2 separate regions of the Homo sapiens genome follow, and region 2 is linked to region 1. Evidence: chromatin contacts called from ENCODE Hi-C or POLR2A ChIA-PET data. All regions are on one chromosome and are shown on one strand. The core of a region is the stretch at or near the end of the contact, and the rest is flanking DNA. Distances in the headings are between cores, read along the strand shown.

What was found. A loop is a pair of places that touch in the nucleus more often than their neighbours do. ChIA-PET counts read pairs that join two places held with the same protein, here RNA polymerase II (POLR2A).
Region 2: a loop to region 1 is called in a map of Caco-2, with 5 times the contacts of the local background. The contact joins two enhancer-like sites. A Hi-C loop is called at or near these places in 1 of 168 maps with a recorded cell type or tissue (Caco-2). POLR2A ChIA-PET finds 5 or more read pairs at or near these places in 3 of 52 experiments (A549, Caco-2 and OCI-LY7).

What each region holds. Positions count from the first base shown.
Region 1 is chr20:48,294,304-48,297,163 of GRCh38, forward strand. No RefSeq gene overlaps it. Among named protein-coding and RNA genes, the nearest start is that of LINC00494, 64 kb to the right of the region's middle. RefSeq lists enhancers at 345-1,090, 1,091-1,834, 1,835-2,579. Within about 2 kb of position 1,393, at least 9 of the 41 ENCODE cell types and tissues checked have a DNase peak (open chromatin) inside an H3K27ac peak, as active enhancers do.
Region 2 is chr20:48,396,355-48,399,214 of GRCh38, forward strand. LOC105372643 (a long non-coding RNA gene) reads left to right here. Exons shown (of 3, transcript XR_936812.3): 2 at 1; 3 at 1,515-2,860. Among named protein-coding and RNA genes, the nearest start is that of LINC00494, 38 kb to the left of the region's middle. Within about 2 kb of position 1,362, at least 2 of the 41 ENCODE cell types and tissues checked have a DNase peak (open chromatin) inside an H3K27ac peak, as active enhancers do.

The DNA.
Region 1 (2,860 bases), core at 143-2,642:
CACCCCCGAGCTTGACCGCATGGGAATCAAATTCATGACTCAGCCAAGCTTGGCATGGCTGCATGTGATGGGGTATGGTGGCCATCAGTGCTATTTGCTAAATATGTAAGGGCTTCCTTCCTGCCTTTTGGTAGAATTGCACTTCCCTGCCACCTTGCCGTTTGGTGCAGTCATGTGACTGGTGTTGTCTAAGACATGTGAGTGGAAGCAGCGTGTATCATTTTTGAGCCAATGTTCATTAAACCACTTTAGCTTCCACCTGTCATGGTGATTTTCTAGAAATGTGTCAAGATGAAGGCTGGGGCCCTGAGCAAATACAATGTGCAGACACCACTGTATTCACAGAAGGGAAACATAGCATTTGAGAGAATTAGCTGTTTCTTATTTTAAGCTGCTGAGATTTGGGGATCTTTTAACTGCCCATAAGCCATCCCAATTAACACACAGAGTCATTTACAAATCATTAAAGCCTCTGATGTTAAATCTGTGAATTGAAATGTTCTACAATGTGCAAATCACTTTGGTAACTTTTTTTTTTTTCATCTAGAAAAACTCAGTCCTTCGTCAGCTCTGAATTGTGGTGGTAAACTCCTGGGTTCTATCTGAAGTCAAATACCAAGGAGAAGGTGCAAGCTTCGCCTTCTGGAATAAATTCAGTGAACTGCCAAGCTTCCATTCTCTCTCCTTGGTACTTGACTTCAGACAGGACCCGGGAGTTTACCACCACGATGTTTCCTGCTGCCTGCTGTAGCCCTCTGAGCCCTGGGTCTGTGCTCACTATGCTGATCCTGGCGACCATGACCTCAGTGACATTTCTCAAAAATCCCATTTTCTGCTTTGACCTAGGGTCAGAGACACACTCAATAAGCAAGCCTGGTGTCCATCAAACGTTGCTTTAAATAAGAACATAAACTTAAAGGTCTTTACAAGAGAAATGGCATGTGCAGCTAATGGAGACCAGAGAAAGAGTTATTAGTCCAGGAAATCAGGAAAACTGATTAGCAAGACGAAAGGACATGGCCTGAAATCCAACTAAGCAGTGACAGATGCAGATATTATTCTGCAGGTGTTAGTTCATCCTGCTTAAATAGCAAGGCCTGAAGGCTGGTGGGATCCTTCACTCCTTTACGTTGACAACAACAACAAAAAAACACCAAAACTCAAATTTAGATAATCATCAATTGCAGAACAATTAAAAATTATCTTTGTAACCAGAAAACTATTTTTCTCTCCCTGCATGTAATTGTCTGCCCTTTGTCTGAGGCCTTAACAGATCAGAGGTCAAGCATTCTTAAGCTTTGAGTGGAACCAGAGCACTCAATCCAGCATCAAAGTCCTGAATGAGGTCGGCTCCTCCTGGAAAATTTTTGAAAGTACACGTCATCGCATTCCGATGATTCTGGCCTTAAATTTTCCTTCCATTTCTTAGCTGAAGGCCTAATTGAAAACAGCCAAAGCTAGTTGGGTGCTCTGTCTTAAAGGTAAAGAAGGACACCTTCAGGAGAAAGGAGGGAAGAGAGCTGATAGCTTGATGACTCTTCTTGCTGAACCAGCTGAATCTAAGGACTGAGTAGTAACCGGCCACACAGTATAATTTTAGGGACCCTCTAAGTACCACTGGACTGCTGTGTGCCTTCAATACTACCATTATTGCTCCTTTCAGGTGAAGGCACTGAATACTCCTTTTAAAGTAAAAACATCATATAATTGGAAGATTTAATCAGTCAGCACTCTTGGTTGCATGCAACAGAAAACGAGTTAAATAGCTTTAAATGAAAGAATTTTATTACATCAGGTGACTAAAATGTGCCAGGAATGCCTTGTTCGTTGCAGGCACAGCTGGATCTAGAGGCTGCAATGATGTCATCAGGTCCGGACGAGTGTCTCCTGGCCTCTTGGCTCTTCTTTTTCCCTCTCAGGACCATTCTTAGAGAGTATCTCCTGTCATGGCTGAGGACAGATTCAGCCCGGCAGAAAAGAGCCTCTGCTGCTCTCAGAAGCCACAATAAAAGGCCTGTTGCATCTCATTGGCCCCAAGTGTGTCACATGCACCCAGGCACTGGAACATTCATGGCAGCTTTGTTTGTCTGTGATCATGAAAAACACAGAGCCAGCCCGGATGTCCACCAGCTGGAGCTCATGGCGTGGAGTACTCTACAGAGGTTAAAATAAACTGGAAAAGTGGTCATACATGAAAATGCAGTGAAAGTGAAATACACGAGCATAGTAAACCTAAAGTTCAGGTGTGATTCTCAGAGGGAGGGAGGCAAACATGATGGTGGAGAGTTACACTAGAAGCTTCCACTGTGCTTGTAAAGTTTGATATCCTTTGTGAAATGGTTTGTTGCAGAATAGTTTTCTATGCACCTAAAATGCTTTTGAAAATTCAAGCCACAAATACCCAACCCACACTCAGCGTATCATCTTTGCCCTGAAATGATGTCTGTCCCACGTGAGTCTGTGCATCTTGTTAGATAACCTCAGAAACATGAGAACACTCGACTCGTTCTCCTTAGCAGCAGGCTCCTGCTAGCTCCGTTCTCCTGGATCCCTTTGGATTTGTCTTGCTGGGTTGTTGGGGAGTGGAGACGCCCTCCTCCCTGAAGCGTTTCCTCACATGGTGATTTGTCTATTGTGCATCAGTCAGGATCCCGGGAGGACCTGCAGGTGCAGCCACCTCCCCACAGGGACAGAACCAGATCCAGCTGCCGAGAACCAGGAGACCCAATGTCAGGTGCAATTCTGTGCTGGGATCTGAGTGGAACCACAGGTCTGTGCAGCAGGAGGTGAGAAGCTCATGACTACAGAGAGAGGCATGGCTGGGGACCCAGTGCCTCTGCCCCATCTCCATCTCTGCACC
Region 2 (2,860 bases), core at 112-2,611, 100 kb after region 1:
GGTAAGTGTAGCACCCCAGAGGCAACTGCTCCTGGGAATTCAACAAGCAGCGACATGAAAAGTAAAATGAGGGAGAAGGGATCACTGTCAACCAAAGAGACACTAGAGACTTAACAACCAGATGCCATGTGGCCCTTGTTGAATCTTGATTGACAAAAAGCAACAGGAAAAAGACATTTGGGAGACAACTGGAGAAATTCGAACATGGACTGAATGTTAGACAATTATGGGGAATTATTTTTAATTTTGTTGGAGGTGATAAAGATATTGCAGCTATGTTAGAAAACATCCACGTGAGGTCTGGGGTTTGCCTTAAAATAAGTTGGCAGGAAGAAGGGAGAGAGCTCGAAGGAAGGAGCAAACCCTGATAACTGTGAGCCTGTGTGATGGGTGTATGGTGGTTCACAATGTTCTTCCGGTTGAGATATCCAGAGTAATTCTTTAATTGTATTCAGTTTATTTTTCAAGATTGCAATTTCTTTGAGAAAGTGTTGCTGAATATTGCAAAAGGTAGCCCGGGGATTGCCATTGTGTCTTTTTTGCTACTGCCCATGTAGCCAGGTATGAACAGGGCATTTCGCATGGGCATGAGGCGGGGACTGTAAAATATTACTACCTGTTCAGGAGACATGGCTCCCTGCAACCCCCGGCCAAGTCCTGGATGCCAGGACGGGATTTCATGTGCACGCCATCTGAAGCTACCAGCTTGCTCACTACACAAGTCGACAGACTGATGTGACTGTATGCAGCGCTGAGCACAACAGCCGGGGCCTGTCACCCAGCTCACCAGCAGAGAGCCAGGGGTGTTTTCAAGCAGAAATAATGGGCCACTGTGGCTTTTTAAAGAGATATGATTTATCTCTGGGACCGCATCCAGGCTAGAGCTGCTGGAGGACAATGACAGGCTCCTGGGCCAGCGAGGAGGCTTTCACACCTTGGCTTGTCTGCAGACGGAGGACAGCTGGGGCTTCGCAGGCTGAGGCACCCAGGGGTTGTGGTGATCAGCAGGGGGCACAGAGAAGCAGCCAACTCTGCACCCTGAGGAGGGTGGAGATTTGGAGAATTTCTGTTGGATTTGAACCACACGACGGTTCCTTGGAGGAACCGGGAGTCCAGGTGGAATCTTTGCAGGCAGGGTCATGTGGTTTGGCCGCCTTCATTACTCAAAAGCAGGAATCTGTGTTTGGGAAGATGTGAATTACGTACTTTTGATTGAAAACAGCTGCACACCCACAAATCCCTTTAGCCAGTTAATTGGACCATGACAGGCACTCCAGATGTCTACCCACATGCCCTTTTCTTACCAACAAGACCCTGATGATCACGCGCTCCCTGGATGGTGCCCAGCTCTCTGGCTGCTCATCCTTGTGTGACACAGCTCTAGCCAGTGGTGGGGGGGTGCGGGAAGGAGGGGGTTGCAGAACAGGCGGCTACTAGGGATTCTGGGTAAGTGTGGCCTTCTATTTAAGCCCCTTCCTCCTCTCACCTCCTCCTTTCTCCTCTCCTGGCTGAAGGCAGACAGGAGGCCAAGAGCGGCAGCACCAGCAGCCACAGGAGGCCTCAAGGTGAAGGCACCAGCTGAGGATGGTGGCAGAAAGGCAGAAGAAGCCAGGCTCTGGGCGATATCCTGCGGCCCCAGACTTCCCCTGGACCCTCTGCCCCTGGACCTGAGAATCTGGAATAAGGCAACGTCCCCCCGGAGATGCCACCATGCCTGGGCTTCTGTTGCTTTGAGCTGAGCACAGCCCTGGGTGATGGAGAGAGACAGTAGTGGTCACCCTACCCAGCAACCACCTGCACAGGTATACATTCCAGGTCGGCTGAAGCACTCAAAGCTAAATCCAGAATTCACAAGCCTTCTTCCACACCAACCATCCTATTCCTTCAAGATTCTTTGGACATGTGGCTGGGAATCACCGGGGACCCATCCCCTTCCACCCAGGAATCTGTCTGCCTCCTGCTGCCTTTCATGGCACCCGGGCTAGGCCCAGACTTTGCTTCAAGAATGAAGCTGGCACCCATAGTAGGGAGAAGCCAGGCAGCAGGAGCAGGCACTTCCGAGCCTGCGATGGCAGGAGGGCCTCCCTGGGTCCCCAAGAGTGCAGGGATGCCCGAGTCTGCAGCCAGGGTTTGGGTGACTGCAGCTGTACCTGGAGGGGGCTGGGGGGCGGGTTGCAGGTGGTGAGGCTCCTGCCTGCTGCATGGAGCAGGAGGCCCGGGTCTGCAGCGACAGTTTGGGCAGCTGCAGCTGCACCTGGAAAGGCAGGGCTCCTGCCTGCTCCCAGCCCCCAAAGAGCACAGGGAGGCTCAGATCTGCAGCCATGACTTGGGCTGGTGCAACCCCTCACAGGAGGGTGGGGCTCCTGCGCGCTCTGTGGAGTGGGAAGCCCAGGCCTGCAGCCGTGGTATGAATGGCTGCAGCGGCACCTGGGGAGCTCCTGCCCCAGCTTGGAAGGGGCAGGGCTCCCACTTGTCCCCAGCTCCTGTCAACTCCATGGAGCGGTCAACCCCGGCTGCACCTCCCTGCTACAGCTGGTGTGATGGCAGTGGCAGGCCATCTGGAGAGGCTGCTGCCATCAGTTGAGGCTGAAACTTCATCGGCCCCTTGGGAAACCTCCAGCCTCCCAGAAACCAAGAGAACATTTCTGCCTGCTGAGTTTCCCACCACGACCATCCTCTGTGGGCCTTTCCCACCTCCACGTGGGGCCATTTCCTTCAGCCTAATTCACTGGGCTGTCAGGGAACTGCAGCTGGAGTTGGCTTTGCTCACTTCTGGCCAGGAGAACACATTCTGGTCTGTTTTAACACCTAAATGACACACGTATGCCCTGCGTAATGCAGAAATGGAAAGTTCCTATTT